2 separate regions of the Mus musculus genome follow, and region 1 is linked to region 2. The links are chromatin loops, found by intact Hi-C in ENCODE. Cell type or tissue: heart. All regions are shown on one strand. Each heading gives the region's core, and the rest is flanking DNA. Links, peaks and the distances in the headings are about the cores only.

Region 1 (8,326 bases), core at 326-8,325, 220 kb before region 2:
TTGTCCCAACAACAGGAGGGTCACAGGTACTCATGGGACTTATCTGGCTGGCTATGTGGGTGCTGAGATCTAAACCCAGGTCCTCATGGGTGTACAGCATGGGCTCTTAATGACGGAACCATCTCCCCAGTGCCTCCAGTTTATTTCTTGTCTACCTTGTCTAACCTCATAGAGTGCACATGGGCACTTATAAAAATATTTATTTTTACTTTTTTTTTTTGCAGTGTTAGGTTTAGCTTCTCGTGCATAATAGGAAAGTGGTTTACCACCGGGCTACATTCCCAGCCCACAGACACCTGAAATCTTGCAATGAACTAGGAAGATAAACCACTGGTGAGTCTGGAGCCTAGAGGTATGTATGATTTGCTGTCTGCAACAGTGCACAGTGACAGCCTATCTCCTCCCCGTGGTCCCTGATGCTGCCGGGAACGGGAACATTCCATAGCTCCAGCATCACTGCTCCATAGAGGGCTGTAGGGAGCAGGCAGGCTGCTGTCCTCATTCCTTAAGGAGAGTGTGTTCTGAGTGGGGGCAGCTTCCTGCACTGAGGGTGTTCTGTGGATGTCAGTGGCTTTGGCACAGGGGCCGTGCTGAGGGAAGTGAACTACTCTTCCTGCTCGCTGGGATCTTCAGGACCCCTCTGTACTTTCTGTGTCGGGTTTAGTGGAACTTAAAGTCGAGTGGGTAGAGTTCCCGAACGCTCCATCTCACCTGAGATCCAGCCCGCTCCTCCTAGATGCCTTCCAGGCTTCCCACTTCAGAACCATCCCGTCCTCACAACCGCACTAGCATCGTGTAGAGCTGAGAGAAAGGGGAGAGAGAGAGAGAGAGAGAGAGAGAGAGAGAGAGAGAGAGCGCTTTAGTCCCTGTTACCTGGCTACTTCCTTTTCTCCTTTGTCACACAGGGAACAGGGACTGCATTTGTATCATAGAACATCCTCTGTACCTGGGAGCTGTAACATAGTAGGTGCTCAACAAACCTTGTTGCATCCCAGATAGATAAACAGATCTGTTCTTCATGGAGAGCAGCTATGCAGCAGTCCCAGCACACCATCAGGGTGTGGGAGAGGAAAGGAGAAGCTGTCCACTGAGTCTAGGGAAGGGCAGGGCTCAGGACGACTTCTGGAAGGAGGAGATGCTGGAGCTGAGAACCCAAGAATAGCTGGAGTCATGCAGATGGGAAGGAACAGGGCCCTGGAAGAAGGGTTGCTCTTGGTACTGACAAAAGCCACACTGGGTGTTACCGGACAGACAGACTGTTCTGGGAGCGGTGGTAGGAGGTAAAGGGGAGAGGCCCCGGGACAGGCAGCCAGACTCATCGTTCTGCAGCTCAGCTCTGGCTCCCCTAACTTCTCCAGCTCTGCAGAAGGGGCCTGTTCTCGTGGAGGTCTCCCTGCAGAGCGTGCCTGAGCCTCCATTCAGCATCTTTCCCCCTCATAGCTCTGCTCTTCCAGGTTCTGTTCTCTGCCTCTCCCAGGACCCCACTCTCACTTCCTGTTGCCTCATCATTGTTCTGCCTTCTGAATTGGTCTTATTTGTCTCCAGTTCATCCCGCACATGTCTGCCAGATTCATCTGACCCAGAGCCCAAACTCTGCTCCTGGAAGGTGGCCTCCCCTGTTCGATAGTTTCCCACAACCCTCGGGTATTGTCTCTGCTCAGCATCCTGGGGTCTTATCCCGTATGTTCAACCTAACTGTTTGGACCACTTAGTCTATGATATCTTTATCCACACAGTCAGCAACGCTAGACTCTGTTCCTCTCCAAACACTCCTGAGTTCTGTTTTAGTTCATGTCTCACAGCTCCAGATCACTGTGGAGTCTCATGTGTGCTTCAAGGCTGGGCTTATACTTGGCTTTTTCTGAAGCATTTACCGATTCCCTCAGATCTTTTTAGTCTAGCTCCTGCCTCAGTCACGGTATGGCTCAACTTCCTGCTGAACTATATATCCTGAGGACCACATACATATGCTATAGCCAGGGGAACCCGGACAGATCTCTGTCATAGCAACCACTACTCTTAGGCCCCTCTAAGAGAGACCTAGATGAAGAACAGGGAAGAAAGCAGAGGTAACTTCAGTAGAAGCTAGGCATGTTTCAGAAGCCCCATGTAGAGAACTGAGTTCACCTGGGCTCAGCCTCAAGGTTTCATTCTCCTCAAATCTTTATTGATCTTGTGTGTGTCCTGGCCAGCTGTGTGTGAGGACAGTAGTGTGTGTCTGAGCCAATACACACAGTGGCATCTGCTGCACAAATAGGACAGAGAGCCTGGTCAGCTCTGCCCTGGACTCCTTCTATAGACAGCATCTTTAGCCACATGCAAATACAGGTGAGCAATATGGGTCCTGTAAGCTGACCAGTCAACGTCATCTCCCTCTTTGGTATTAGAGGGGAGAAGAGGTGCTCAGAGAGGGAGATGGAGTTCTGGGAGCTTCCTGCATCACCTTTGACGTATTCCAAGATAGAATAGGAGCATCACGGAGATGTCCCAGGCCCGGAAACCCCAACAGCAAGAGGATAGATCTCAGAGTGATGTAATTTGTCTGTCAGTAATCCACATGCTTAGTGGGCCATCTCTGCTGTCTAAGCCTGGCCTCCGGGCACTCAGATGTATATCCAGGCTCTGGTCCTCTCCAGAAAACCATCACAGAAGAAATAGATTTCACACAGTAGCCTAGGATTTGATGGGGGGGGGGAAACAAATCAGACAAAACTATGGTGTAGAAGAGATGCACAGACTGGGTTAGTGCGTGTGGACCACTGGGGAGAAGATGGAAGAGTTGGGGACAGGGGACTCGCACAGGATGGAATATCAGAGGGGCTTTTAGGAGATATGTTAATGTAGGAAACTGTAGTCCCAGACAGCCATCTCGCCTCAGTCCTCACTCCTATGGTAGTTGTAGCCACTGTGGTATGTAGACACACAGTCTTAGGGTTTTATTGCTGTGAAGAGGCACCATGACCATGGCAACTCTAATAAAAGAAAACATTTAACTGGGGCTTACACATCAGAGGTTTAGTCCATTATCATTCTGGCAAGGAAGTATATGGCAGCATGCAGGCAGACATAGTGCTGGAAAAGGAGCTGAGATTTCTACATCTGGTTGGGCAGGCAGGAGAGAGAGAGAGAGAGAGAGAGAGAGAGAGAGAGAGAGAGAGAGAGAGAGAGAGAGAGAGAGAGAGAGAGAGAAGGAAACACTGGGTCTGGCTTGAGTATTTGAAATCTCAAAGCCTACCCCAGTGGCCACGCCTACTACAAGGCCACAGCACCTAATAGGTCCACTTTCTATGGATCTATGGAGGCCATTTTCATTGAAACCATCACACAATTAATTAAACACTTCTGCTTAAGGATAAGATTTAGGGTTAGGGCTGCTTCTTACTTCTGCCCCATCCCTACTCCCTTAAGGCAATTTTTATTCTGTCTTGAGGCTTCAGGCCCTGGACTTGGAAGTGGGCTAGTTTTGCTCTCATGATCCATGGCTAGTATCTGGGGCTACCCTGAAGAGCAGAATGGAACACACAGGTAGATTTTACAAGGAACGCAGCTCTCTGGATGGATAGAGGTGTTCACAAGCTGTATACATGCTGGGCCACCAGGGGCATCACACGCAGTTCTGTGATCCCACTGAAGTGGGTCAGGCCTTTAGGCTTCTCCTTCCCAGTGCATTGGGAACTGTAATGTCCGTTCTAAAGAACTGGCTCCTGCTGAATGTGGTGGTGCATGCAGGGACAGGCAGACCTCTGAGTTCAAGGCTAGCCTGGTCTACAGAGGGAATTCCAGGACAGTCAGGGCTACACAGAGACCCTGTCTCAGAAAAAAAATGGCTCTCTTGTACATTTTATATATTAAAATTAAGAAAATTAAAATTTTCTCTTTGGAACTTTGAGTATTTGGATCTCAGTGGGTGGGTGGGCAATAACAAATGAACGATGTTGTGTGAGGAATGTGTCATAGTCAGGGCCTGGGGATGATGCTCTCTAAATGCACTGGTACTCGCTTGGACCCCACGGGCTTGCTACCCTGCTTTCCACTTCTTTTTGCGTATGTGAAGCAAGCTACTTATAAGAAGGAAGGGGTTATTTAAGCTCATGGTCTCTGAGGTGTAAGTCTACTGTCACTAGATGCCATCATTTTGGGCCTGTAGGGAGGCAGAACATGGTGTGTGTGTGTGTGTGTGTGTGTGTGTGTGTGTGTTGGGGAGTATGGTTGTATGGTTGAGCAAAACTATTTAATTCATGGCATCTGGAGAAAGGGGGAGGGAAGGAGAGAGGGAGAAAGAGAGGGGTGGAGATTATGACTGGATATGACTGTTGTCATGCCTTGCAAGGTATAACCCCCATGACCTCACTCCCTTCCGCTGGGTCCCACCTCCTAAGGACTTTTACCACCTCCTGGTCCTGTCCCTCACTGGCAATGAAGTTTTCAACTCATGCCTTCGGGGGACATTTAAGATTCATAAAATTGTAACCACATGGTTGCTAAGGTTATTATGAAGCAGAAAATTTGAATAATGATTGTTTTGTTCTCCAGCCCTTTGAGGCTTACATCCCTGCTGGGAAGGAAGCTGAGCAGATTTTCAGTTTTCTCTCCTCTACCCCGCCTCCTGCAGCCCCCCTCCCCGACTGCAGAATGGAACCCCAAGACTGACTGCACCATACACAATGAATCTTGGGTGCTTTTCCCCATGGGTGTAAGAGAGCCAGGGCTACATCATAGGAGAAGGAGCCACACACCCAGGCAAGATATTCTTCTAGGGAAGGGTACTTTGGAGTTAGGCGTGTCCAACCCATAGAGAGAAAAAGAGCCTGTACACGGCTCTGTACAGGGGTTTCCAAGCTTACTCGTTCCTGGAGTTTTCTTTTCCTACAGGCCGCCAGGGTGCGCCTGGTGCCTCCGGCCTCTGCGGCCGGTTCCTCATGTTGCCACTGGGTGGTGCTGTGTCCCGCGTGTACAATGCTGTTTCAGACCAAGTGGCTAACCTAGTCCTCAGCAAATCTGTGTGTTCTGGAAGCTACCGGGGCCATGGCTACCGGGGCTTACAGCCCAGAGCTGGAGTAGAGATGGTGTTCATGTAAGAGAGCAGCCTTAGAGAGAGGAGCCTTCATTCCATACAAAGTTCTGCAGGGTTTTCTGGGGAGGCCCTTGGTTTCTGACTTGGCTTTGCACCCAGGCTAAACAGAACCCGAGTTCTGGTGTTTTTAGGCGTTAGTTACCCACGTATTGGTGAATTCCAAGCTACCAGTGAGCAGAGATATACAGAGGAGACAGCGTGAGTCTCTCTAGCTAATGTGACCACGGAGATGAGTGGTTAATTCTCGCAACCTCGATTTCCTTTCCTACAAAATGGGCTAAGGCATTACTCGGAAAGTACCCGGAAAGTAAGAGGAAGTAACTTGATCTCACCTACCCCTTAAAATGGCTCTGCTTGTTCTAAAGATCTGGTTTCATGTCAGCTTTCCCAGTGAACTACAAAGTCTGTGAAAGCAGAGACTACACATCCCACGGCCATCTTTGTATTTCTAGTGTCTGGCACAGGGCCTGGCACATAGTATATGCTCAATAAACATGTCAACATCAAACTGAGAGCTATGTGAGCAGATCACGTGGTGGGGATTGCTTATGCATGATAACAGCTGTGCAGAGACCCTTCCCTTGGGTTTACATCTGGGCTCTTGGGCTCCTTCTGTGACTCTGGGTGAGCCATACATCTCTCCTCCTGAGCTTTCTCTGAACCATGGAGGGTTAACTTGTTGATTCTTGCATGGATCCTTCCAGAGATGAGGCATATTTCATCTTTTCAAAATGCTGTGGTCGTGGACTGTCGTATCCTGGGCTGGTTTTCAGAAGGAGTGGTGTGGTTGTGTTCCTTGGGCTACCCAAGTGCTGCTGCCCAGGCTTATGAACTTAAGTTTGTATCACTAGAGGCTGGTGGGGTAGGGGCTGAGACACGGGCATCAAGATCTCCTTGGCTCCTCCCCAACTTGTTCTAAGTCTTTAGAGCAGAATAGAGGACATGCCAAGGTTGCCACACCAAATGTAAAAGTGATGCCTACACATGGGAAAAGGAGTCTCTCTGGCTTTCTCCCGACAGAACATCAAATCCACCATGGTCCTGCCAACCCTAGCTCTGAGGCTGCCTCCCTGTGTGCTTCCAATAGCATAAGCCGTGCCCTCCCCCCAATCTCCTGTGTCCCCTGACACCTCAGCTGCTGCCAGCAACCCCCAGCTTGGCACTGCATGCTGCTGCCCACCAGTGGTGGCTTCCTTGTCTCCTGGCTTCCTTCTAGCTGCTTCTGTCTGCAGGGGGGTAGGGAGGGGTGTGTACGTCTGAAGTGTGGGGCTGGCCTCCCAGTGAGCAGGGGAGAGAGCTGCCTCAGGTTGTCTGATCACTGCAGGGGCTAAGCCCTTACCTCCTTCCACCACCCTAGCCCTCTCACCCCCCCCCCATCTGCTCACAGAGGATGTGGCTTCATTCTCCTTCTCTGGGAGTGGGTCTGGAGTATCATGCAGCTCCAAGTCCCAAGGCTTTCTCCTTCCAAGCAGCCCTTTGGGAAGGGTCTGTGTGAGGCATCTATCACCTTTCCATCTCCGGACACTGTGTCCATTCCAGTGCTTAGCTTGTCTTGCTGAGACCACCCTTCTTGCTGATTGACTGTGCCCACTCCTCTTCTGTTACCTCTGATTCTTTTTGCCAGTTCTTACCTGGGCTACTGCTATGACTTGCTAACAGGGGTCTGATTGCTCCCTTGACACCTTCTGCATTTGAGCATATTCTCTAATGTAAGTCTACTCAGGTCTCCCTCCTTTTCTCTGTCTCTATTCTTTCTCCTTCCTTCCTTCCTTCCTTCCTTCCTTCCTTCCTTCCTTCCTTCCTTCCTTCCTTCCTTCCTTCCTTCCTTCCTTCCTCTCTTCCTTTCTTTCTCCTTCTTTCTTTCCACCTTCCCTTTCTTTCACAAATGTGCCACATACTGTTCCAGACACCTGAAACAGGGCAGGAGATGAGTACAACCAAGACAGACACGGTCTCAAGTATCTGTGGGCCACACATACCTCACTGTCTCCAGGGGTTTCCAGGTAAGCCACATGGGTAAGCTACATATGCCCCAGTGAGACATTTGATGCATGTTGGCATCAGCTCCTGAACCTTCTCACACCTCCTGCCTCCTGCCTGGGAGCTTAGCTCTGGACTTGCTGACCACTTTTCATTCTTTACATTCTCCCAACAGCTTGGAATGCAACCCTTCCCACCCCATCCGTCAGCGTCATGGCCCCTGTGCAAGACATCCCATACTGGTGTCTCACAGGTGTGATGCTCCCTCAGCAAGGATGGAGTCCCAGGGGATCCATGTGCTGTGCAAACCTGAAGAAACTTCTCCTTTGCAGAGCAGAGCTCAGCGTCTCCAAATTTAACATCCCTAAGCACCGAAGGGCCCGAGGGTCATCCCTTCATGTCTTCTGTCCACACTGTAAGCAGGCTTTGGTTTCTCACCATTCTGTTACTGTACAGAAGGGTGACACCCTTATGAGATTCTCACTCTGTTGCACCCCTGGAGCTCACGAAGGGCACAGTCTGTCCTGTCAAAGAAGTGGTGAGTGTCCAGGTCAGCACGTGGGAGGCAGAGGCAGGTGGATCTCTGTGAGTTCAAGGCCAGCCTGATCTACAAATCAACTTCTGGGAGATCCGGGTCTACACAGAGAAACCCTGTCTTGGAAAAAAAGAAAAAAAGTTATGTGATGTCTCTACTACCTACTAGCTCCAGTTGAAAACAAAGAAAGTCATGTTGAAAATTATTATTATTATTATACTCTTAATTTATTTATTCACTTTATATCTCCATTGCCGACCCCCCTCCCAGTCTTACCCTTGCATCCCCCTCCCTCCACTCCCCTCTTCCACATAAGGGAAGAAAGAGAAGGCTCCCCATGGATTCTACCTTGCCCTGGCACATTACATCGAAGCAGGACTGGGCTCATTCTCTCACACTGAGCCCAGGCAATGTAGCCCAGTTAGGGGAAGGGGGTCCAAAGGAAAGGCAATGGAGACAAAGTTGCCTTCTCCAAATCACATGGAGACCATGCTGCCCATCGGCTACCAATGTGTAAGGGGCCTAGGTCCAGCCCCTGCACGCTCTTTGGTTGGTGGTTCAGTCTCTGTGAGCTCCCTCCTGCCCAGGTTAGTTGACTCTGTATGTCTTCATGTGGGGTGACCCCGTTGGCCACCTCAATCCTTCTTTTTTCCCTCCACAAGACTCCCAGAGCTCTGCCTAATGTTTGTGGGTCTTTGCATCTGTTTCCATCATCTGCTGGATCAAGTCTCTCAGAA
Region 2 (8,326 bases), core at 175-8,174:
TACACTATCACAATAGCGCTCTAATTGGCCTCTCCCCTTGGATGTTGGTTTCCCGAAAGCAGTGAGTGTATCCATCACAGCGACAGGGCCATTTAGAGTTGATACAGCTCTTCATTACATCAGAGGACAACGTGTCCCCCACCTGCTCTGTGCCATGAGTCTCTCTCAATCTCCGTAGAGAGCGACCTGTTTTCCCTTAGTACTGGTCTGCTTTCACACTCAGACAAAGTCTGTTTATGTTCCTTCCCTGGATTTACTCTTTGTCTAGAATGATTTTTTCCCCTTTAGATCAACTGTATAACCATAACTCTTGTCATTTAGACCTTTGATGCCTCCCCAAAAAAGTTGCCCTCATCATACAGTCTACAAGAGGCCCCTGGCCATTGTGTCCTGTCACCACCGGCAGCTTCCTGCCTCCTTTGACGAGTGTCAGAGCTACGGGGAGAGGCTGTTACTCCCTGGTCACCACCAGGGTCAAAAACAACACCTGCATTTGGTGTGATTGCAAAGGGAAGAATTCTCCATGAAGTGTTGTCGTGGCGAAAATTATGACCTAGGTTCTCACCAGGCTTTTCTGCCGTATTGTCAGGACTAGTCCAGGAAGCTCAGGATAACGGGGACTCTAGCTGTAGAGCAGGCTAGCCCTGTGGAACTCATGGGCTGTAAAGCAAGGCAGGCATAGTGCGAGTTGTCCGGGGACGCTCTTCCTTCCTGCCACTGGCTGATCTTGGCAGACTGTGTCTTGTTTGATGTTCTATTCCAAGCTTCATTCTCCTCCTTTGCTGGATTGCAGATGAGTGCAGGGGTGTGTTTAAACAGCCTCGGAGGGAGGGAAACTATATGTAACAACTGCTCTACTGCTTGGCCCTTTCCCCGAGGTGCCATGTTCCTCACCCCCAAGGCCCATTACTTACCATTACCATCTGCCTGGGGCTTCTGAGGGAGGTGAAGCAGAGGCTGGCTCCGCTAGGGTTGGGGATCTGCTGCAGACACAGTGGATCTCAGCAGCCTGTGGGTGGGTAGGTGTGGAAACACACAGTTCCTGGCACAAGACAGCAGTGAGCACGCATGAACATTTAGCATCAACATCGTCCTGACCAGACAGGTGAAGAAGATGGGGATGCTAGGAGGCTGGTGCTTTGCAGGAACCACTCCTCCACGTGCAGGATCATGTGGTGAGCAATGCACCACTCCTGAATTCCCACTCTTGTCTCATCTTCATCTGCTCTGCTGTACTGGTGTGTGTGTGTGTGTGTGTGTGTGTGTGTATGTGTGTGTGTGTGTGTGTGTGGTGTTCCAATGAGGATGGGACAGCCAGATTGGGAGGAAGGACAATTGGACGTTCAAATAGCATCCTCCCAATCATTTACATTGTACTCAACAGTACTACAAATTCTGTAGGAGGCAGATATCTCTGCCTTAGGGCGTTCTGGCTGAATTTTAAAGGCTATTAAGCCATGTTCCCTCTGGCCCTCTTGAGAAGCGGCGGACCCCACACAGATCTAGAGGCACGTGCTGCCACCTGCTGGCAAAGTTGGGCACAACTTGGCTTAGTGCTTTGAATAATAGTGTCCATGGAAATCATTGCAGGAGAAAAATTTATTTAGTTGACTAAAAATTCTTTTGTTTAATGATCTGATATTTTAGCTCCATTTCAAATTATGTCCTTTTGGAGGCTAGGCAGTCTGAAGGTCATGTTAGTCCTTACTAACCCTATTGCTACCTTCAGCTTCGTTCTATCATTTGTACGACAGCTGGCCCTGAAGCTCCTGAATTTCCAGTCCAGTAAGGTCCGACTCCCCTAGCTCAGAGATTACATATTTTGGACTCTTAGAGTTTCAGTATAACATGCCTGCAGAACAGGACACATGCCTTCAACATGTCAGCACTGTTATCATCAGATAGCAACACATTTGAGAGCCAGCAGCTAAGAGACCTGCAGCATACGTCCTGCTTCCTTGGGGTTCTGAGCAGAACAGGAAGTCACAGAGAAGCCAGGGGAACAGCCTCCCCACCCCCATCTCCCCGCCCCCGGAGCCAACACAATCTGACAAGTCCTAGGGATTTGCTTTGATATGGGCCCCTTGCGGATGGAAAGTTGGTATAGTGCAGTCCCCAGGACCCGAGTTAGATCCCCACACTCAGACAAATGCCACGCATGTGTGCCTAGGACCTTAGAGCTGGGCAGACAGAAGCAGGCAGATTTCCAAGGCTCACTCAACAGCTGGCTTTAACCTTGGGTTTTGTGAGAGACCTTACTTTAAATATAAGGAAGGGAAGCATACATGCTAACCTCTGGTCTCCACATGAAAACACATGTATGTGCATCCATGCATCTGTGCACTCACACATGAACATTCACACACACACACACACACACACACACACACACACACACACACACGCACACACAGGCCCTTTGGGCAGCTTCAGCACCTACCCTTCGATTTCTTTACTTGTTCTGGAAAGCTTCAAAACAAGGGTCCAGCTGTACAACTGGTCTTCAATGACTTCTGTTTTTCTTAGTGTTTCTACCTTTATATCTTCCACAGTTCTAGAAACTTCCCTCTGGGGCAGAGAGAGAAAAAGAACTGGGTGTTGCCTGAAGCAATGCAGCTTTGACTCACAGCTGTGGATCTGTCCTTAGACCCCCCACTGGGGGCTAAAGAAGGCTCCTGCTTTGCTAGAAGTACAAGGAACACATGCTTCAGGAACAGTGACTGACAGACAGTGTCAGCATTCAGGAAGCTGAGGTGGAAGATCTCGGGTTTGAGACTAGTCTGGCCTACATAGTATAAACACAGAGGGGGAAGGGGAAGGGGAGGGGGAGGGGGAGGGGAGAAGGAGGGGGAGAGGGAGAGATGGAGAGGGAGAGGGGGAGGGAGGGGGAGGGAGAGAGAGGGAGGGAGAGAAGGAGAGAGGGAGAGAGGGGGAGGTGGGTGGGGAGGGAGGGGGAGGGGGAGAGAGGGAGGGAGAGGAGAGAGGGAGAAGGGGGAGGTGGAGGGGGAAGTGGAAGGGGGAGGGGAGGAGGGAGAGAGGGAGAGAGGGAGAGAGGGAGAGAGAGGGAGAAGAAACACCCACCTCCCGCCTCAAAGCAGTAGGAAGTTCAAGGCAGTAGGAAGCTAGCCTTCCTGCTTCCCCTGAAGCCATCAGCTGCTCTGGGGTGGGGGTAGAGGTGGAGGTGCATAGGTGTCTCTGCCTTTTCTTGAACACTATGCCAGCACTAGATCTGTTGCACAGTCATCTTTATGGGGGGAAAAAAAGAGTATTGAAAACCACATCATGCTAGTAGTAAAAAGGGAAAGTAACTCTATGCTGCCCTCCAGTGGTTTTTGTCTGTTCATTGCAGTCATAGTCTGGGAAGCTGCACATTGTTACAGAGAACTAGCGCATCCTAGAGGCCATTCATCGAATGACAGGCCAGGAAGCAGAAACTAAAACCTTGGCAGAGAGGGTGAGCAGGGCCAGAGGTATCGCTCTAATCCCAGGCATCCCCGCCACCCTAGCCTGCACTGGCTTTTCATCCTGCTTCTGAAAGAGCCCACCGGGGTACCTTGGCTGCACGTGAGTCAAGGCAAAGATGAAGGACATCTTCCCTTGGATGTGATAGGATGCCCGGAGACAGAGTAGAAACAGTGCTGAGGAGGTGAACATAATCGAGGGAATCTGTGGTGGGCATTAGAGCTGAAAACATCGTTGAAAACAGATGCTTATGTAACAGGGTCGATGCCCACGCAGCCCCAGCACCTAGCTGCACGAGACCGTTGATACCACCGTCTCATAACTTCATCTGAGAAGCTGAGGTGCAGCCACGTGCCAGCTTCCTGACTTGGAGCCCTTTCCTCTTAACACTGCACATCCCTCTGCTGGCCATTCCTAGGCCTTGCTCTCTTTTATCTGCCCCCACCCCGGCCCACCACTTTTCTCTTGTCCTGAAGTAGAGAAGGGACGAATGTGGGTGGAGTTTGCCTCCTTCCTCCCCTTCCCCTCTCGTCCAGAGCCCCTTGCTTGCAGATCCTTTGCAGCGATGCCCACATACACCGCCCAGCTTCATCATGTTCGCCCTGTGCCCTAAGACACCGCCTCATTACCTGCGGGTGTTAGTTGCAGAAGCCCCCATCCTCCCCAGACTTAGAGCAGGGGGAGGTTCTGTGTTTAGAGCAGGTCAGAGCTGTGGCTAGTTAACGAAAGAAAGCATACGTGGGTCAGCGGAGTGTGTCGCTGATGTAATGAACGTGCTGGGTCCACTCCAGCTTTGTGCCGTAGCCCTTGATCTCATCCTTCCCAGGGTACCATCTACACAACAGTTGTCCTTCCCCGTCTCCAATGACTAAGCTGCCTAGAGCTTGTTCCTTCTTTCCTTCACCCCCGTTCTGTCTTCTCTGTCACGGAAGTGAAATCAAACTATGCTTGGAAGTTTACAATTTGCTTTTTAAAAATTTTTTAAATTTACTTAAAAATATTAGTATAAGATGGTCCCCTTTCTCTGGCTGTTTCTAGAAAGATGGTTCTTAGCGTCTCTATAAGGCAATACGTATAACTGCTGTGATCTCAAGTTCAGTGATGGGGGGATCTGCCAAGGAAAACCCGTGGCACGTGCTGCTATGCCTGCACTTCCATTTCTGCAGGCTGAGTCCGTGGGAGCCGCCTGTGGAAGGGCCTTTCCCGCGTTGTGCCCTCACTCCCCCACCTCCTGGCTGCTGCTGCTTCATAGCGCCCCTCCCCTGCATCTCAGCCTCACATTGAAATGTGAACTTTCGCCGTCCGTGTTATCTCTCAGGTCCCACAGGAAAGGCGGAATGAATTAATAATACACCAGCAGGAAACAGAGAGATGGAGCTATTAGTTGTCAGTCAGTGTTCCTAACCTCTCAGGGCCACTAATTAGCTCACTGGCAGAGTTGGTTTCATCCCCAGCCAGGGCTGTACTTTTGGGCATGCCTGAAGCTCAGCTTGTGGTATCCGGCACAGAGGGGCAGCCCTGGGACTCCTGGATGGATGGGGCGTGTTTGCTGAATTTAAAAGCGTCCATAGGGAACCTTGGTGCCTCCTAGGGATGGAAGGATGATCTGGGGTGGGGGCAGGGTGGGAGCGGTGGTATCTGGGCGGAGTTGGGTGGTGTGTATGCTGTTCTTGGGCCCTGGTAGCTGGCTCGTGGTTCTGGTTCCTGCCACAGGTGAGTTCCTCTTGCCAAGCTGTGTTGTGCATAGCTGTCTGAAAGCAACATACTGCTTTCTAACTACGGGTTCTCCCAATTGGAGAGTCTTTACACGTAGACTTTCAGAGGGGGAACATGGCAGTGCCAGGCTTATAGAAAGGGGATCTTAAATTGTTTCTTTAAGAAGTTGTACAGATTTGGCCTTTACCCTCCTCTGTGCTCTGATGTGCAAATTAGAGGCATCCGTCATTCCTCTGCAGCTAGGGCCATTGCTTAAGAGCACATGGGATAGTTATCTATTCTTCAGTCCTGCCTATGTTCCTTACAAGCTGGGCAGCTTGGTGTCTTTGTTACACAAAATTAAGAATCATTTACTACGGAGGTGCACTCTAATCTGGTGACATCCACCTTTGTCAAGCTTCCAGATAAAGTGGTTGGGATTCTTGAAGCTTCGTTGGTCTCTCTCTCTCTCTCTCTCTCTCTCTCTCTCTCTGAGAGACCAAGTCTCTTATATCCCAGGCTTGTCTCAGACTTGCTATGTAGCTGAGGATACCCTTGAACTACCGATTCTTTTGTCTCCACCTCCCTGCGCGGTGGAGTTACAGGCACACACCATCTGGTCTCTGTGCTCTGTGCTGGAGCTCAAACCCAGGGCTTTGTGCATATTAGGCAAGCACTACCAACTGAGGTGCACCCCACCACACCTTTCTGTTACTAAGTCCCCCCTTCCCCTTCCTGCCTTATATGCATCCACTTTGGGGGTTGTATGATCAAAGAGCCATTCACTTCTCTTCCCATGTGGAGCTTCTGACCTCTCTGCTGGCCCTGGATTAGCCAAGGATGGGTTCTGTCAGGCACCTCCTCTCTTCTTCTGTGCAGAGGGCACTTGGCTTCACTTTTTTCCTACTTTACTCCTGGCCTGGTGCCATGCTACTCCAGTGAGGTGAGTCTGCTTGCTGCAGACTGGCTTCGGGAGAACAAAGTGAGGCAGGGCTAATGTTCAGTTTTACTGGAGTTACTTTTGGAGTCAAATCTGGGCTAACAGAAAGGGGAGGAGAGGCTGGGACCAAACAATAAGCAAAGCTGGGCTGTGGTACTCAGGTGTCTTCATGGGTAAGAGGAAGGTTTTAGAGCTTCTGTGTGGTCTGAGTTGTTCCAAGTTGTCCCGAGAACAAAGAAACTAGGCTTCTAGACCCTAATATAGACTCCTCCAGAAGGTGTCATGACTTTGCTGGCACCTAGAGAGGATACATTACCTGTAGGTTGCATGCTAACATCCCCAGAAGCTGGTGGGGGTCAAGAATACCCCAGCCTAGAGGGGAGATAGTGGTACATCCCAGCACCCACTTAGAAGATGTTGGCTTATAGGTCCTGAGCCTGGAAGTGAGGTGGGTGGAGCCTCGCCTCTGTTCAGTGCGAAGTTCTACAGCTGTGGCTTATTTAGTTGGGACACCAGAACCATTGGGGACACTAGGCAGCAACATGTCCCCACCACGTCTGCTGGATCTGTCCTTCTCTGTCTCAACCTCAAATCATACCTCTGTGAAAATGACTGGAACCTTTCAATAGACTGTTCCCCACTTTAGCCAGCGGGGACCATCTGCTCAGCTTGCCCACCCCAGCTAAAGATGCTTTCGGCAGGGGAGTCAGTGGAAGTGCAGAAGTCTTTAGAGTGACTGCATCTATTCTTCCCCAGCCCTGGACACTCATGTCAACCTGAGCACACTAGTGTCTAGGGTGAGGGGCGCTTACTGTGCTGTTTCTTCTTGCTCTTGGTCCTGTGTCCCTCACCATGACCAGGGAGGGAACAATCATTTCCACGGTGCCCTAAGCTCCCTTCACTCTGGTTCATTAAAAAAAATATGGGGGTGTCTAGAGCTCAGCCCTAGAAGATTCAAATGTGTTTATGCTAGGTAGACTTTGGCACAGCTATAAATCTCCTCTGGTGGTTGTTTGGGTAGCAACTTGCCTACCTAGCTCTGGGGCCACAGGGTAGGCCATTGGCTGGTACTCCCTGGCTTGCCTAACTCTGCCAGGATGGAGTTCTGCACTAGCTGCCCTGGGACACAGCAGGTCATCTGAGACTGTCTCCCGGAGACCTTCACATCTTCTTTGGGGATTGGCTACTTTTCTGGGTCATTCTAGGTCTTGGTATGAGTAAAGCAAGGGTATAGGGCTGCTTACTGGATCATGATTTATATACCTTCGATTGAGGTTGAGTACTGGGGTAACAGTGGGTAATGAGTCTGATTTTGAGTCTGCGTTGAGCTCAGCACTAGCTGTCTGTGGGAGAAATGCTTAGCCTTCTTCATTTGTGCTTTCAACGTCTATGAGACAACAGGTGCCTTTCAACAGTGCTGTGTACCTCAAATATTGACATGGCCAATGGCCACGGTGATGAAAATGCCCAGGCTCCAGGCCACACAACCACAGCTTCAATTGAACCCACATCCTCACTGACCTTTCCACTTGTGTTGAGGGTGGCTTTGCTGTTTTGCATGGGACTATAGATAAAGTCCTCAGTTATCTGAAGGAACAAGGCTATTTACCTATTTTCCATGGACTCAGTAATAGTCAGGGTGGTTAGTTCACCATGGTGGACCCTTCTCAGAGTATCAGGTAATCTGTTGACTTCTCTACCCAATGCCAGAAACACTCCCTACACACATACATTGTGAGCAATTTTTTTTTCTGTTTACTGATCACACTCACACATAACAGATAGAAAAATAAATTCCAAAGAATGACCCTTGCTTACGTCTTCAAGTTTATGTTTGTAAAAGTGAAAGTCAAATTCAGATCATGCAAATAAAACAAGAGATGAATTTAGAGGTGAATGTCGGCTCTCCTGCTGGGTGAGATGGTGGAGGCCATGAGCGGAGATTGATTCATTCCCTGCACCATGCAGCAGCAGCAACAGCAGCAGCAGCAGCAGTGTACACCCCCCTGCACCATGCAGCAGCAGCAGTGTACACCCCCTGCACCATGCAGCAGTAGCAGCAGCAGTGTACACCCCCTGCACCATGCAGCAGTAGCAGCAGCAGTGTACACCCCCTGCACCATGCAGCAGCAGCAGTGTGCATCCCCTGTACCATACAGCACCAAAAGTGTGCATCCCCTGCACCATGCATCAGCAGCAGCAGTGTACACCCCCTGCACCATGCAGCAG

Evidence for each region. Peaks named below come from ENCODE experiments on the same cell type or tissue, not always from the same donor. Only the 100,000 strongest peaks of a DNase experiment are listed, where the experiment ranks them.
Region 1: a loop joins it to region 2, with 9 times the contacts of the local background. A loop is called at or near these places in 41 of 42 quality-filtered maps.

What each region holds. Positions count from the first base shown.
Region 1 is chr1:155,003,326-155,011,651 of GRCm38, reverse strand. It overlaps Gm41977 (a long non-coding RNA gene), which reads left to right. Exons shown (of 3, transcript XR_878618.2): 3 at 225-2,960. Among named protein-coding and RNA genes, the nearest start is that of Gm51650, 8.6 kb to the right of the region's middle. In heart, for the core only: no CTCF peak of the experiment used is centred there; a DNase peak (open chromatin) is centred at 4,931; H3K27ac peaks cover 369 bases; H3K27me3 peaks cover 3,111 bases.
Region 2 is chr1:154,781,457-154,789,782 of GRCm38, reverse strand. Gm51649 (a long non-coding RNA gene) reads right to left here and starts at 2,798. Exons shown (of 4, transcript XR_003948055.1): 1 at 2,441-2,798; 2 at 915-1,042; 3 at 566-820. It also overlaps a transcript of Cacna1e not described here. In heart, for the core only: CTCF peaks have their summits at 1,536 (motif pointing left) and 3,366 (motif pointing left); a DNase peak (open chromatin) is centred at 3,412; H3K4me3 peaks cover 889 bases; H3K27me3 peaks cover 1,658 bases.